Linked DNA regions of Homo sapiens: region 2 is linked to region 1. A link is a loop called in an ENCODE intact Hi-C map of the cell type or tissue named here. Cell type or tissue: Panc1. All regions are shown on one strand. Each heading gives the region's core, and the rest is flanking DNA. Links, peaks and the distances in the headings are about the cores only.

Region 1 (9,158 bases), core at 1,952-5,951:
TTTGTTAACTTTGACTTCTAGATAGTAATGTAGCTGGGCAATTTTTTTCTTTTTTTTTTTTTTTTTTTTGAGACAGAGTCTCGCTCTGTCCCCCAGGCTGGAGTGCAGTGGCGCAATCTCGGCTCGCTGCAAGCTCCGCCTCCCATGTTCACGCCATTCTCCTGCCTCAGCCTCCCTAGTGAGTAGCTGGGACTACAGGCACCCGCCACCACAGCCAGCTAATTTTTTTGTGTGTTTTTAGTAGAGATGGGGTTTCAGCTGGGCAATTTCAAATAGAGGCCTTGTCTGTTTTGAGGGCTAAGATCCAACTTTGCATTATTAACATATATTTATGTGTGTGTGTATATGTGTACATATATGTACGTGTATATATGTGTATTATGTATGTATGTATATTTTTCTCTGATAACTTAATGCTGCCTTTGAGGGCACAGGCCCCAGCTCCCTGGTATTTGTGCTACAGAACTCTGGCAGGCACCCAGGGACTTGGCTGGCCAGAGGACCAGGAGCATGTGGGACCAGTGCCTGGGGCTCCCAGCCAGGTTTTCAGCCCTTGCCATGCTGCCTTCTATACTGACCCCTTGCCCTTTGCAGAATGCCTGTGGGTTTGAGAACGTCCCAGGGGACTTGCTGTTAGCCGCTTCCAGCTGGTGACATCTAAAGGCTTGGAGGCCATGGCTCCATAGGCAGCATGCCCAGAACACTTACCAACAAGAGTGCACCCAGAGGCTGCAGTTTCGGCTCTAGATGGGGTCCTCTTGTCCTGCCATGCCCATGTGTCCCAAGCAGGCATGTGAGGGAAAAGAGAGTCAGAATCCCTTCTGCACTGATGGGCTCTCAAGAGGTATTATATGTACTTGCATAGAGAGGGCCAGTGGGGATTTAGAATCAGCCAAACAGAACTGGGTTTGAACCCCAGCCCCCTGATGACACATGTGTGACCTGGTGAGGTGGCCTGGCCTCTCTGGACCATAGTCCTCACAGGAAACATGTTTGCACCTGCATTGGACCTGCTTCCCGGGGTGCTGGCCGGCCAGGGGCTCAGCCTAGGTGTTCAGTGATGTCTGTCTCGGTATCATCACTGCCTGACTGCCATGGTCTGCAGGCGGGGTGGGGCAGGGCTAGGAAGGGTCCATGGCTGGGACCAGCTCCAATGTTGATGAGCGTTTCCTTTATAAGAGGTGCTGAGCAAGCACTGTCCTCATCCAATCCTCCCAACAAACTTGGGAGTTTGGTTTGTTAATCCCCAGGTCACAACCAAGGAAGTCACCTCTCACGAAGGCCACTCAGCTGATGGACAGAGTCAGGCCTACATCTGGCCTCCCTGATCTGCTTCCCCAGGAGTCCAAAGACCCAGATGTCCTCCACATTAGCTCATTTCCCACCGCACTGCACTTTGTCATCCACACCAAAGTCAGGTGGAGTTAATTCCCTGCTAAACTCATCCTTGGCTCTGCAAGATGAATGCCGAACCCTTAGCCTAGGCCAGGAGGGGAACCCTTCACACACCGGGGGCCGCAGCTCCAGCTCAGCCCCCAACACCCATCAATGCACACAGGCTATTTGACCCCCTTGACAGCTCCCAGGCAGCCCACACTTGTGTCTGTGCACGTGTGCTGCTGCATCTTCCAGGGACCATGCTTCTCCTCTAACGCCTTGTGTAAGTGTGACCTCTCTGGGGAAGGTCTGCCTCATCCCCTGGGGAGACACACTTGCTCCCTCATCTGGGCCCTCTTGGCATGGTGTTCATTCTCCACTGCATAGCGCTATCATTGATCAGTTTGCATGTATGCTAGGAGCTCCTAACCAGTATTTATTGGACCTCTGCAAGCCTGGGAATCTGTAAGTGCTGAACTCCATGCAGGCAGGGCTGTCTCAGCCACCTGCTGCCTGGGTGGCTCTGGGCAGGCCCTTCAACTCTGTGCTCAGGATCCTCATTTGCACAATCAGCTAAAAGTAGCATTTTGTTCCTAAGGTTTTTATAAAAATTAAATTAGTTAATATAGATGAGGTGCTTAGAATAATGTTTGGCTCACAGTAAGTAAAAGCTAATAAAGATTGACTACTATTATTATACTCAGTAAATATTAAATTAATACATGAAAATAGCACAAATGGAAGCCCAATTTAGCCTTTTGCCCTTCACAGACCGCAGGTTCCCTTTCTTCCGTATCTATAAAAAACTTTCTGGACAAAGTAGTTACTCAACATTTATTAAATACAAAGAATAAATTAGTTTAAATATCACAGAAAAGAAGGATGCTAAACCCCACACCGCCACTTACTGGAAGATATCATGCACTCAAACCATAGGCTATTACTAAACTTCAGTTTGTCTTTAAATAAAAATTCTTGGGGGGACAGAGTCTTGCTCTACTAGAGCTAGAGTACAGTGGCATGATCATAGCTCACTGTAGCCTCAAATTTCTGGGCTGAAGTGACCCTCTGCCTTGACCTCTGAGGAGCTGGCATGCACCATCACACCTGGCTGACTTAAAAATAAATTTTTTTTAAGAGATGGGGTCTTGCTATGTTGCCCAGGCTGACCTCAAGCAATCCTCCAACCTCAGCCTCCCAAAGCACTGGGATTACAGGTATGAGCACCATACCCAGCTTAAAATTTTTTATTTCTAACTGACAATCAAGAACTTGCACTGGAACAACTAGCAGGGAGCGCTGCCCCTTCAAGATATTTCTTACTTGTTTTAGCCAAATTGGTTTCAGTTTGGGTGAGATTAGATTTTCAGTTGTTTTTTAGTAATGTAGACACACATTACTATATGCTTATTTATATCCTCTGACTTTGAGTGTTCTCAAGGGTTCTAGTCACAGAGTCATCTAGTCTTTAGGAAAAAAAGAGACCAGAAGGGCATTAACATATATTTAGTTCTGACCATGTGCCAGGCATGGACCTCTGGGTTCAAATGGCCTCATCTAGGATATGGGATAAGTAAGAACAGAACGGTTAAGTATGTGTGATGAAATTTAAGTATTTCTGGAATCTATAATGCAACAAACCGATATCCCCTATTCTCTTACCCTATCCATTTGTGCACTCATTCTTGCCACAGCTGTGTCAGGTATCTATGCCATAATACAGCTGGGCACCTCAGGGGGACCAGGAGAGCAACATTAACCTCTAAGTTCCAAGCAGTTTATATTTGAGATTAATGCTAAGGCAAGTTCACAAATAGTATAATGGGCAATGTAGGACATATGAACTAAGACATTCCACGGTTCCAAAATGTAGCCATACTTACACTTTTAAAATTTAGGGATAAATTCTGCAATTTGCGTGGAAGTATAAGGTACATGGACATTTGCATCTTCTGTACAGTTATTTGTTGTGAGAACGAGAGAGGTCTATCTTATGATAATTAGCATATTGAATGTTTATTACACTAGTTATTGAAAAAGAATCTCTTAGTATTTTTGCTTTGCTCCTCAAGTTTAGTAGGGAAAAAAGTAAAATGAAAACAAGATAACACACACAATAAGAAGAATACAAATTCATTTCTTATGATTGTTAGTAGTAGACATAAATTTCAAAAAATGCATTTGCAAGCAGTATAGTTGATGTTTCAGAAACTATTGGAATGATAAGCCAATAGGTTTTATAATTGTATATAAAAATTATGAAAACTTGTGTTAGTTTGAAGGCAACCACAGGTATTATTTAAATGCATAATTCCTTTGGCAAAGTAGGTATAATCTAGCTGAATCATACTCTCTAGACCATCTGCTATTCTGTTTCCCCCTAAAAGGCTTAGGGTAAAGTAAGCCTTTCATTGTGCTATGTCCTTATGTGAAAAGGTATTAAACAAATTATATTGACCTGATGGGAACCAACAAGTAAAAGCTGGTTATATAAAATAGGCAGCTATTTTGGAGTCTTTAAAAAAACAAACAAACAAAAAAAAAAAAAACCAAAGGAAAACCAACTCTGCCATCTGGTGTAAAAACAGATTATTACAACTTCTTTCTTCAAACAAAGCATAGTGGCTATTCCAGTTATTCCTTATTTATCATTGATTATCATGATGTGGTGAGAATTTTGAGCGAGTGTTCCCCCTCTCCCTCCTTGGGTAACTAAAGCTTGATGTACATATATTTTAAATTGTTTATGGGAATATTTCTAAAATAATTACTAATTTACTGCCTTATTAAGTGAGAGATAATGAACCCAATTACATCTTTCCTTGATGATGCAGCGTGCTGACTGTATTGGTCCATTCTCTGTTGCTATACCAGAATACCACAGGCTGGGTAGCTTATAAGGAAAAGAAGTTTCTTTAGCTCATGGTTCTGGAGGTTGGAAGGTCCGAGAGCATGGCACCAGCATCTGGCGAGGGCCTTTCTGCTGTCTCATGACATGCGGGAGGCATCCCATGGCAAGACAGGGCAAGCGTGCATGTCAGCACAAGACTCTCTTTCTCTTCCTATAAAGCCACAAGTCCCTTCATGGGGATGCACCCTGATGACCTTATCTACTAATATTTCCCTTTAATGCTAAAAGATACCATCTTCAAATTCCATCAACATATGAATTCGGAGATTAAGTTTCCAACACATAAAATTTAGGGGACACAGCCAAGCGCGGTGACTCACGCCTGTAATCCCAGCATTTTGGGAGTCCGAGGCAGACAGATCACTTGAGGTCAGGAGTTTGAGACCATCCTGGCCAACGTGGTGAAACCCTGTCTCTATTAAAAAAAAAAAATTAGCTGGGCATGGTGCTGGGTGCCTGTAGTCCCAGCTACTCAGGAGGCTGAGGCAGGAGAATTGCTTGAACCCATGAGACAGAGGCTGCAGTGAGCCAAGACTGTGCCACTGCTCTCCAGTCTCCAGAGAACAAGACTCTGCCTCAAAAAAAAAAAAAAAAAAAAAAAAAGAAGAAGAAGAAGACTTACGCCTTCTCTTACGCCTGTAATCCCAGCACTTTGGGAGGCCGAGGCGGGTGGATCACCTGAGGTCAGGAGTTCAAGATCAGCCTGACCAATATGGAGGAACCCCATCTCTACTAAAAATACAAAATTAGCCGGGTGTGGTGACGCATGCCTGTAATCCCAGCTACTCGGGAGGCTGAGGCAGGAGAATTTCGTGAACCTGGGAGGTGGAGGTTACAGTGAGCCGAGATTGCACCATTGCACTCCAGCCTGGGCAACAAGAGCAAAACTCTGTCTCAAAACAAAACAAAACGAAAAACCAAGAAAACATTTAGGGACACATTCAAACAATACCACTCATTATGAGCATTAATTAGCTTACTTTCTCTGTAATAGATAACAGCGATAACCTCAGGGTTAAACAATACTTTCGTCAAGCCTAACTGACCTCATGGATTGTACTTTTTTAGCTTGCAACACACAGTGTTTAAATTTCTGCTCAGTATGGCATTACTGCCTGCTGTGGAAGCTGGCCAGGAATCTGGGTCAAGGTGACCAGAAACCCGGTTGCAGAAACCTGAAGCTACAAGGCAGAGATGGGTTTCACTGCAAACAGGTGGCCTCCAGATGCAGCAGCAGACCGTAAAAGTAGAGCAGAAAGTCAACAGGTCAAATTGGCAGGGAACTCTCATGGGACAAACTCAAGGAAGAGGCCAAAAGAATAAAAACTAAGGGGAGGCCGGGCACAGTGGCTCATGCCTATCATTCCAGCACTTTGGGAGGCCGAGGCGGGTGGATCGTTTGAGATCAGGAGTTCAAGACCAGCCTGGCCAACATGGCAAAACCCCGTCTCTACCAAAAATACAAAAAAATCAGCCAGGCGTGGTGGTGTGCACCTGTAATCCCAGCTACTAGGGAGGCTGAGGCAGGAGACTCAGTTGAGCCTGGGAGGCGGAGGTTGTAGTGAGCCAAGATCGCACCACTGCACTCCAATCTGGGCAGAGAAAATGAGACCCTGTCTAAAAAAAAAAAAAAGAGGAGAGTTGAAGGGAGACAAGAGAACTATGTGATGGTCTAAGCACTGTTGCCCAGACAAGATTCTACATCTTTCTTCACTGTGGCTCCAGCTCACCCCTACTGAGTTCATTCCAAATCTTGGTGCTTCATTCATCACTAGTATCACAGCAGAGCCCAAACTTCAGTAGGAATAATAATCAGCTGGAGGGCAGATCACAGAAGGATCCAAGATGCGCCTGCATGTCTTCATTTTTAAAATAAAACCCACAGATGACCTTGATCCAGGTGGTACGAAGGCCCCAATTTGAGAAACAAAATCAACTCCTAAAATTCTATAATCAAAGTTGTTTGCCACATGCCAGAGTTGAACAAATAACAGATCTGGAACATATAAGTTGTGTGTTGTTTACTTTACTACTGACCTTTCTTTACCTAGAACCCTTTCCCATAAACCTTATTAATATAGAGAGTTTCATTAACATTGTTGAGGACATATTTATTTGAAACATTTTTTAAAATAAAGTAGATGGCCGGATGCGGTGGCTCATGCCTGTAATCCCAGCATTTTGGGACGCTGAGGCAGGTGGATCAAGAGGTCAGGAGTTCAAGATCAGCCTGGCCAATATGGTGAAACCCTGTCTCTACTAAAATGACAAAAATTAGTCAGGCGTGGTGGCACATGCCTGTAGTTCCAGCTACTCGGGAGGCCGAGGCAGGAGAATCGCTGGAACCTGGGAGGCGGAGGTTGCAGTAAGCTGAGATGGCGCCACTGCACTCCGGCCTGGGAGACAGAGCAAGACTCCGTCTCAAAAAAAAAAAATTAAAAAATTTTAAAAAATAAAGTAGATAAACAGTGTAATATTTTTCTCCCAACAAAACAACAATGTGAAATTTTATTACTAAATACTCTGACACTAGGGGTAAATTTGTAATTCCAGAGTACTGGAATCAATTCAAGCATTAAGAGCTTACTGCCTGATAAATATTCAGTTTTGGAATCTTTGCAGTGCCTGCTTATAATTTTCCCTTAGCCTATGAAACATGTTTTTGCTCATTTCACCTATCTAGACTCTAAATTTTATTTTACGAACTTTTCAAATTTCTTTTAAAATTGTTTATTTTATCATTGTATAAAATCTTCAAATGACAATGTAGAGTGATTTTTTCCAAATATTTTTCTTTCTTTTTTGGAGACAGAGTCTCGATCTGTCGCCCAGGCTGGAGTGCAGTGGCACAATCTCCGCTCACTGCAAGCTCCGCCTCCCGGGTTCACGCCATTCTCCTGCCTCAGACTCCCTGAGTAGCTGGGACTACAAGCGCCCGCCACCACGCCCGGCTAATTTTTTGTATTTTTTGCGGAGACGGGGTTTCACCGTGTTAGCCAGGATGGTCTCGATCTCCTGACCTCGTGATCCACCTGCCTCGGCCTCCCAAAGTGCTGGGATTACAGGCGTGAGCCACCACGCCCAGCCCAAATATTTTTCTATACATACTCCATGTAAAGAGAAAGAGAAATCATTAGTTTTTTTCCTCAATAATTATTTGTAAGTAATTAACAGAAGTAGGCCTTAAAGTGAATTTAATTTACTGTTTTTATTTCTTAAAGTGAAATTTTGCTATAATTCCTAAAATTTGTAACTACAGGTAGGGTGATCATGCATTCCAGTTTTTCCAGGATAATCATAGTGATGGCAGTGGCAGCCCATCTGGAGTGGCTGCTGCGGGCAGGCCAGCTGCAGCAGGAGAGGTGTGACTGGGGCTGCATGCTCTGGGGAGTTGGTGGGGGCTGGGAACAGGTGATCCCAGAGGGAGCCCCGCATCCTACCAAGTTGGCTGGTCAGGAGCCCATGCTCCCAGGCAGAACTGCAGCCACCCAGCTGCAGCTCTGGACCTGGGCATCTCTGTGCTCTCAGGAGCCTGGAAAGATCCCTGCCCCTACAGGCTCAGAGGTGCCTGCTCCCACTCCCCAGCCTCTCCCCACTCCTGGTGCCCACTCCAGTGTGGAGCAAAGTTATAGCTGAGCCCAGGGGCTGTCGCAACCCAAGCTGCATGTGTGCGTGCTTAGGGTGGCACTGACATGCCAGCTCTTCCACCACTTTGGCCCCCTCTAAACTTTGGGGGCCAACGAGCTCAGGGAGGTGGGGAGGGCTGAGGGTGGCTTGTCGCAGGCCTGTGGGTACCCCTCAGCACGGACAGCATGGGTACCGCTAACAGCATGTTGATGGTGGTGGGAGGCAGACAGGTTCCTGGGCAAGGAGTGGGACCTCGCCCCACCTTCAAGTCAGGAACAGCCTGAAGCCTGGGGGCCTTATTGCCAGTTCTGGGTGGAGCCCACAACCTGGAGTGAGAACTTCATTGATGCCTTTCGGACAATCCAATGGTGCTTTTTCCATGTCCACCCATGTCTGCACATGGACCAATCAGCATGCACTTCCTCATTACAAGCCCATAAAAAAACCCAGATTCAGTCAGACTCAGACGCTCACTGGGACGACCTGCTTGTGGAAAGGAGCTACCTACTTTGGGTCTCTTGAGAGCTGTTCTGTCACTTAGTAAAGCTCCTCCCTGCCTTGCTCACCGTCCAGTTGTCCATATAGCCTCATTCTTCCTGGATGTGGGACAAGAACTTAGGACTCACTGAACAGCAGGAGCAAAGGGAGCTGTAACACGTTCCTGGCCAGCTTGCTGAGCTGTGGGTGGTGACATACCCCTGGACTACAAGAGTGAAGACTGGAAACCCTTCTGGGGGCCTAGACCTTGGGGTTCCCTGAGCCAGAGCTGCTGTAACACTTTAGCCCTTCCACCCTCCACGGGCGCCAGGTAGCCGCCCCACATGGCAGGAAGCAGTGGTGGGGCTGAGCCAGCCCAGAAGCTGCAAGCCAGAACAGGGCGGGCGGTGGGACTGAAAGTGCTATAACACAAATGGGCTGAAACCCTCTAAACATGCCGGCTCGCCCCCCGCCCTCCACAACGTGCTTACCACATTGCAGGCAGGCAGCCAGGAGAAAAGAGTTGAGGCCCGTCCTTCTGGGGGCCCAGACCTCGGGGCTCCCTGAGCCTGGGCTCTGACACAATGTAACAACATCTTCGGGGCTCTGCAGTTCCTGGCGTCTCCAAGTTTTAGGCGCCACCACGTTCCCCGGTGCCCACAGCAGAAGCCACTTGCGGTACACCTGGTCCAGACACAGCCTCACACAGAGCCAGTGGCTGTGCTGCTGCCTGGAGCTGCCCACCCCACTGCAGCCAATGTGCCTG
Region 2 (8,193 bases), core at 1-4,000, 180 kb before region 1:
GTCTTATCAGAAAATCTTTTTGTTTACTGCTTATTTTAACTTGAATCCCAGTGAACTGGTTTGCCGTTCCAGATGGTATTTTTCAAGAGTGCATCTCTTTGATTTCAGGAGTAGCACTGTAGATGGGTTAAGGAAAAGACCCCTCATCGTATTTGATGGAAGTTCAACAAGTACAAGCATAAAAGTGAAAAAGACAGAGAATGGAGATAATGATCGACTGAAGCCTCCCCCGCAGGCAAGCTTTACCAGTAATGCCTTTAGAAAATTATCAAATTCCTCTTCGAGTGTTTCACCCCTAATTTTGTCTTCCAATTTGCCTGTGAACAATAAAACGGAACACAATAATAATGACGCTAAACAGAACCATGACTTAACGCATAGGAAAAGTCCTTCAGGCCCTGTGAAGTCGCCACCATTGTCCCCTGTTGGAACTACTCCAGTGAAGTTAAAGAGAGCTGCTCCTAAAGAAGAGGCAGAGGCCATGGTAAGTATGGGGGTGGTTTCCATGCTGGTAAGTGGTCTGAATGAAACTTGAGCAGTCTGCCTCATGACGGGAGGTGGGTCGACTGTGCTACATTCTGTTCTTGAACCCTTTTGATGGTCTGTCTGATTTGTATAATACAACTTATTACTCCAGTACTTGAATCCTGGAATTTAAAAATCCATGGTGATTAATGTTTTTAAAAGTTCACTCAAGTTATTTCTGCTTAAAATACGTAGAGAGAGGATCTGTTAGGCAGTTTTCCTAGATTTTTCTCATTTAGTTCCTTTAACTGTCTTGGAACTAAAACAGATAAATATTCCTTTATTAGCAAGGTTTAGAACATTAAGTAATTTGTCCAGGGTCACACATTTATTAAGTAGCATTTGGGGCCTGACCTTAAGTCTGTCTGTTTGTGCATACCTTAAAACCACACCAGACACCAGAATCTTTTTAAGATTTACCACTTGCCTCGCCTACTGCTCAATTTACCTAGCTTTGTGGGGATAGCAGAAGTTGGGGAAATCTATTATGTTGTGCTCCACTATGTTGAATCATTTGGATGCTTGTTGGCACATTTAGTGCAGTTAACACAATGTATTAGAGTTTAATTTGTGAGATGATTTATATATATATAATATAAAATATATATAGGCGCTTCAGAAAAGTGCTTTTACTTTTAAATACCTAGTAGTTTAATAGCCATTATTCTGTAGAATACTTTGCCTTTATTATTATTATCATCTAATCATGTATCAAAGGGATCAAAACTCAGAAAATTCAAACATTCTAAAATAGTAGACTGGAAAAAGAAAACCACCTGACTGGTCATGAGTTTTTTACTTTTATTAGTTCATTGAATCCTTTCAGTAACTATGAAGTAGGCATCTTCGTTATTCCTATTTCACAGATAAGGAAACAGAAACTTAGTAAATTTAAATAAGTTTGTCCAGAATTCCAGAGTTATTAGTAAGCCACCAGGCTGCGATTTGAATTTAGGTTTGTTTGATCCCAGGGCACACACTTTGGAGGCCATGCTTCGTCCATACTCCTTTCAGCTACCTTTGTGGGAGAGAGGAGGAAGGTGTGGGATAAGAGTTAGAACAATAAAGCCACATCTCAAATATTGCCATAAGGAGTAAGCCTCAGAGAATTTTTTTTTTCCAGGCTCTTAAACAGCATTTCTCTACCCTACAAAATTTTACTGTTTTATAGATATGAGATATATATATATATAGAGAGAGAGAGTGTGAGAGAGCTATATGTGAAACACTAAGGATAAAAGATTCTTTTTTATGTAGGGCCCACATATAAATCTTTTTCTTCTTATTAACATTTCCCATTGACTTTGTGTTTTTGTTGTGTTGTTTGTTTTTTGAGACAGAGTCTTGCTCTGTCTCCCAGGCTGGAGTACAGTGGTGAGATATCAGCTCACTACAACCTCCGCCTCCCAGGTTCAAGCAATCCTCCTGCCTCAGCCTCCCGAGTAGCTAGGATTATAGGCGCCTGCCACCACACCCAGCTAATTTTTTTTTTTTTTATTTTTGTAGAGACAGGGTTTCACCAAACCTGTTGGCCAGGCTGGTCTCAAACTCCTGACCTCAAGTGATCCACCTGACTCGGCTGGGATTACAGACGTGAGCCACCTGCCCAGCCTATTTGCATTGACTTTGGATTGTTAAATTGTAAAGTTGATGGAGGAGATAGGCTGGACAGGGAGAAAGCAGATCTGGAGCAGTCAGTGGTTTTCAACTCTGATTGTATGTTAACATCACTTGAGGAGCTTCCAAAAAAAGCAAAAAGAAGTCAGAGCCTTATCCCCCTACCTTTTATGGATTCTGGTTTAATTGGTTCTGTGATAAGACCAGGCCTGGGGCATGTTTTTAAGTGCTCTAAGTTATTCTAAACTACACACATTTGAGAACCACAGAGCTAGAGAACTCACCCCTGTTTCTTTAAATATATTCCCACCAGATGGCAGCAGTGATCTTCCATTAATACATTAATAGTAAACCTTGGTTGTTTGAAATGTTCATTTTAGTTGTTTTCTGATATTTCTGCAAGTATAAACTGATTTCTGTTCATGTCTTTCAGAATAACCTGAAGCCCCCACAAGCAAAAAGGAAGATACAACATGTTACTTGGCCCTGAAGAAAAGTTTCCAAAAATGTAAATATACTGTAACTGTAGTTTTTCAAATATGTTCATATATATTGACAATATTTACAGAAATCCTGATTATTGTGGAATTTTCTTAAGAGGTTTCAAATAGGTTTAAAAAAATAAAGGATTTATTTTCCTTCCCTTCTTCCCTCCCTCCCTTCCTTTTTTAAAATTCTTGCCTGTCTTGCCCTGATTAGGAAAGAATATCTTTTTAAACCAATGGCTTAGTATATGTCATTTATATTGACCCTACTGAAATTATTAGCTACAAATGTGCTATAAAGCATCCATTGAATTGGCCAGGCGCAGTGGCTCACGCCTATAATCCCAGCACTTTGAGAGACTGAGGTGGGCAGATCACCTGAGGTCAGGAGTTTGAGACCAGCCTGACCAACATGGAGAAACCCCGTCTCTACTAAAAAATACAAAATTAGCTGGGCATAGTGGTGCATGCCTGTAATCCCAGCTATTCAGGAGGCTGAGACAGGAGAATCGCTTGAACCTGAGAGGCGGAGGTTGCGGGGAGCCAAGATCGCACCATTGCACTCCAGCCTGGGCAACAAGAGCGAAACTCCATCTCAAAAAAAAAAAAGCATTCAGTGAATTTTCGGAGTTACTCTCATTAGCCTTGTTCAGAGTCTTTGGGGGAAATTTGAGATTTTTGAGATTTTTTTTAAAAACTCAAATATTTTACTAGTTTGCCTGCCATTTTATTTCTTTTACAAAGCAGAAGCATATACCAATTTATCACAGTATTTTAGTAAATACTGCAACATTCATCCTTAAATGTTCACCAAGAAAAGCATCTTTGTAGTAGTGCTGGAAAACTATTCAGAATATACAGATAAAAATGCTGTTCTTTAATTGCTTACATTGCTTCTTCCCATAAAAAGCAAAAAGGAATCAGTGCTTGCTATTGCTCCTTTCCTTGAAGTTGTAACAATTGATACATATATTATGAGTTGACTGGTCGATTCTGTACCTGGCCCATCCTTTAGAATGTTCTTGTCATGTAGCAGTCCTACGTACTCTTTTCATGAGCAGTCTGTGATCTCACTCTGTGAGTTCAGCTATTACTCGCTCGTGGGAGCTTAATCTTTTCAAAATGAAGTTGATTTAAAAAGTCTTCAGGCAGAGTAATCATGTTAGAGGTGGTATTCGATGGAAGAAAGTTTAGAGAGTTAGGAGTGGGGGTAGAATTCTAGAATTTATAAGAGTCCAGGAAGCATAGCAGTCAGGGGCAAAAATTAGCGTAATATGGAGTAGGCAATAGAGGAGCTACTGGAGTCAGAAGTCACTGCAGAGTGCAACATAGGAAGATGGACTCCTAGCTTACATGAGATTCCCTGCAGCTGTAATATAGACAATTCCCACATGGCTGTTCTACACAGAATTACCTGCTAAGATTTTTTGTTTATTTTTGTTTGAGTGGTATTTTCACTCCAATTGTATAATGGAAATCAGTGGGAAAATAGGGTTTACCTTATATTCATGAGTTCTAGTTTCTACTGTTCTGCTATGTGTTTCTAAGCAAGAGCAAAGGATACTTCATACTTTTTTCGTTATATGATTGATCTTCAAATTGGGATTTACCTTTTTCAATATGTTTTAAAGTAGTCTTATTCCTCTTTTGATTTGTTAAACAAGCATTTTAGTTCAGCTATTGAATAGCCTTCCAAAAAATTAATTCAGCCTTGCAGGTAAGTACCATACTAAGACTTTAACCCAATAGTTTTTAATCATTCTGCCTTTATTCCAAACTGTAAATCTGTACACATAAGATAAAACATACTAAGTATTGCATAAATTGTTAACGTTACAGTAAATTGTTATCTGCAGGGCTGACAGACATAATGTTGGTGGGCAACTGTGATCCTATACATACATATATGCAAAAGGGGATTTTAAAAGTGCAGATTATAGAGTAGATTGACAAATTTTATTTTATATTCAGTTGTCCTCTCTGCTTCCATCTGTGTTGCTCTCTTAGTTGAGAGAGAGTTAGCCATTTGACGATTTTAAGTCAGTGGGAACTTATTTTTAGTTACTCAATAAAATTAATATTTTATTTGTATTTTAACTTACAGAGTAGGTTGGTAATAACAGCTGAACTGTGTAACATTGTTGCTTCAAATTGAAGTTTATATTATGAACATTCAGAATCAATGCTCATGTAGCAGCATATTATTGAGCTATTTTGAGTTTGAAATGTGGAGAAACGCTAAACCATGTACTATGTGTTAACATAATCCCACCTTCTTAGAGCTTTGTTCCTTCTGAAGGTGTATAGATACAGCTTGTCTTGAAATGTCTTTCTCCACATAATGAAGCATGCTGAATGCTGGGAATCTGGAGCAGCAGCCCTGGGAGCCCTGAGTTTTGAAGTGTTTTGGTTTGCTTCAAAGGTTAGAAGAACTTGATATGTATGGCAAACAACTTTAGAATACTAGTTACTCACTAACATGAGGCGGGTAATGTTGCTCTAGATTCTATATTCCAGTAAAGCCAGCTTTTCTTATTATTGGAGTAGGCAAATGAATGGCATTAGAATTAGTGGGTGGCTTGTAAGTTGTAGTTATAGGCACTTTACCACTTCCTGCCATTAGCAGGCATCCTTGTTTTTTCTTTTCCCTCTTTGTTCCTTCTTTTCCCTTTCTCCTTATACATTTTCTTTCTCTACTTTAATTCTCCTTCCTCCTTACTGTAGATCCCAAGCTTCTAGCTTAGGTTTGCAAGTCATATTGCTTGGCCCTCCACATTCACTGAGAGGTGAAGATAGGCTGACCCCCTGTCCTCTTACATTTGAGGGATCATAGACTGCTGTGTGAATTCTGGAAAGTCTCAGGTCCCTACCAGGGCACTGAATGGCTTCTCAATGGCTGTAGAGACAGTACAGTTTTCCAAAGCAGCCTAATTCATCTGGACAGCTACCAGGCACTTTGGAAAGTTGGTTCAGTTACTACTATGAGGCCATAATATATTTGCTGGTATTAAAATTCTTCAGAATTGGAATTACTATTTGAAATAATATTTTGGTTGACTTAAGTTTTGAGAGACAATTCTAAAATTGATCTAGAGACTCATTCAATAGCAATGTGACCTTTTAAATACTTACATTAAGTAAAACTGCCAGTAGATTAAATCATATATATATATATATATATATATATATATGTAAGAGCTTCCTCTATTTACTACTGTTGAACTTCAGTAATTTTTAGAGGCTAAATAATGGTCAGAATGTTTTTAAGTGTGCTCTTTTATTACATGCTTGTGCAGGTTTTGTAATTCAGTACAGAAAAGTTTAACCTTGTACATTTTTGTATGTAAAAAGTCTTTTAAGTAGTCTTATCCTTATTTAAATAAACAGAATAAAATTACCTTGAGTAGGTCTGTTATTCTTATTAAAATGGAAAAATGCTCTGTAATGACTTGATCTGTTTTTATTTGAGTGAACAATTTTGGAAAGTATTCTTTATAGTACAACTTTCTATACCTGGATTGATTAAGATCAGATGTGATTCGAGTAGTCCAGCCATATCTTGTAGCCCTTCTTTGAATGAGAGGGTGGCTGGAGTGGTCTGGTGCTGGGATATCACGGTGCTACAGAGCCTGACATGTTGACTGTCACTACATGTTGAGGGATGGAAATAGAAGTCTCTGAACTTCCCATGTAATATTAAAGCTCTTAACAAAATGAGACAAACTAGAGATTCAGTTGAGAGATTTTATGTTAGAGTGATCTGAAAAAAAGTTAATTTCTAAACTGCTATCTTAATATTATTATATTTGGAGACTGATGCTGTAAATTAAATAACTTGGAAAAGACTCAGGTAACTTTCTACTTTGTCTTTTGTTTTGTTTTAGAGATGAGGTCTTGCTCTGTCGCCCAGAGTGTAGTGCAGTGGCATGATCATAGCTCACTGCAGCCTTGAACTCCTTGGCTCAAGTGGTCCTCCTGCTTCAGCCTCCTGTAGCTGGGACTACAGGCATGCACCAGCACACCCAGCTTCTACTTTGTACTTAACACATAGATTCTTCATTTTTTTTGTCTGGACAGAAGAGACAAAAATCTTATTTCCACTTAGATTGTTTTTACTAAAGTGCATTTTACTAACTAAAGTGCATTGCTTTTTCAGTTGTTTAGTAGCTTGATCATCTTATTGTGGAATAAAAAATAGAGATTAGAATTGCCTGTGTATTTGTTGAGTACCTACTATGCTAGCTCTTTCTTGGGAATGAACAAGGCAGATTAAGTACTTGCTTTCATAGAGAAAACAGACAGTGAACCATGAAATAATGGGTAATTGTAATGGTAGAAAGTAAAACAGGGTCAAGAAATGGTGAAGGATGAAGAAAGTAGGATGAGAAGCTATTTTAAATACAGTGGTTAGGAAAGGCCTCTGAAGATACTATATTTTGAAGAGAGCATGCCTAAGGCATAGCTATGGAGAGCTTTCAGGAGAAGCATTCTACATGTGTCCAGTTTTAGATGGCTGCATACTCCTCCCATCAAGGCTGGAGTCAGCTTCCCACCACTTGTATGTGGACCTGGCCTTGTAACTTGCTTTGATCAAGTGAATGCTTCTACTCTTACACTTGGACTTCTGCTTGCAGCCATGTGAAAAAGCCCAGGCATACCCACTGGAAATACATGGCTCACCCAACAGCCAGCACTAACTGCCAGATGTGACCACTAGTCACCTATCCCCCCCGGTCTAGCTGCCGGCTGACTAAAGTTGTATGATGAGCTTCCTGGTGGGATCAGTCCAAATTGATGACTCTCAGAATCATGAGTGAATAAAATGGGAGTTGTATAAAGCCACTAAGTGTCGGGGGTAGTTTGCTACCCAGCAGTAGTTAACAGGTCCCAGACAAGGACAAAACATGAAAGCCCTAAGGCTTACTAGGTTCTTAGAACAGAAAGACTGGTGTGGCTCCAGTGAATGAAAACGGGCAGTGGTAGTATAAAATGAAGTCAAAGAAGGTAGGCAGGAGCCAGATGATGTATGAATGTAGGACTTTGGATTTGATTCTAATACCAATTGGAAGCTGTTTGTTAACTCTGTTGAGACTTAACCAAGCATTCAGTTTAATCAAAAATAGACTAGTTGAGTAAGTCTGTAATAGCCCTGTCTTTTATCCTCAAGTAAAATTAGCCAAGTGTTGTTTTCTTTTTTAATCTTCAGGTAAATAGTTTAAACTAAAACTTACTTCTTTGACTAACAAACATTTAGGAGACTGTAAAATGCTTTACCAGTTATGGTGAAAGACAAATGCTTTTCATAAATATAAAACCATCCTATCTTTCGAAGCCTTCTGTTTTGTCTGTTCTGCCTTGCTATATAAGTTTTTAAAATAAACTTTTAAAAAATAAACTAGGACAGTTAGATTTCTGGAGAAATTGCCACAGTAGTACAGATTTTTAACATACCCCACACTGTTTCCCTACTAACATACATTCATATGGTACCTTTGTTGAAATGACTCATTGTTAACTAAAGTTCTTAATTTTTTTCGATTTTCTGAGTTTTTCCCTAATACCCTTT

The links. Peaks named below come from ENCODE experiments on the same cell type or tissue, not always from the same donor. Only the 100,000 strongest peaks of a DNase experiment are listed, where the experiment ranks them.
Region 2: it touches region 1 in a loop (10-fold over the local background); 34 of 110 quality-filtered maps call a loop at or near these places.

The regions. Positions count from the first base shown.
Region 1 is chr2:105,517,441-105,526,598 of GRCh38, forward strand. All of the region lies in intron 1 of LOC105375311 (a long non-coding RNA gene), which reads left to right. Among named protein-coding and RNA genes, the nearest start is that of LINC02946, 89 kb to the right of the region's middle. In Panc1, for the core only: CTCF peaks have their summits at 2,266 and 3,961 (motif pointing left); a DNase peak (open chromatin) is centred at 3,991; H3K27ac peaks cover 2,890 bases.
Region 2 is chr2:105,342,740-105,350,932 of GRCh38, forward strand. C2orf49 (chromosome 2 open reading frame 49) reads left to right here. Exons shown (of 4, transcript NM_024093.3): 3 at 109-484; 4 at 2,576-6,472. The coding sequence ends at 2,632. Among named protein-coding and RNA genes, the nearest start is that of C2orf49, 9.3 kb to the left of the region's middle. In Panc1, for the core only: CTCF peaks have their summits at 2,412 (motif pointing right) and 2,616; no DNase peak of the experiment used is centred there; H3K27ac peaks cover 357 bases.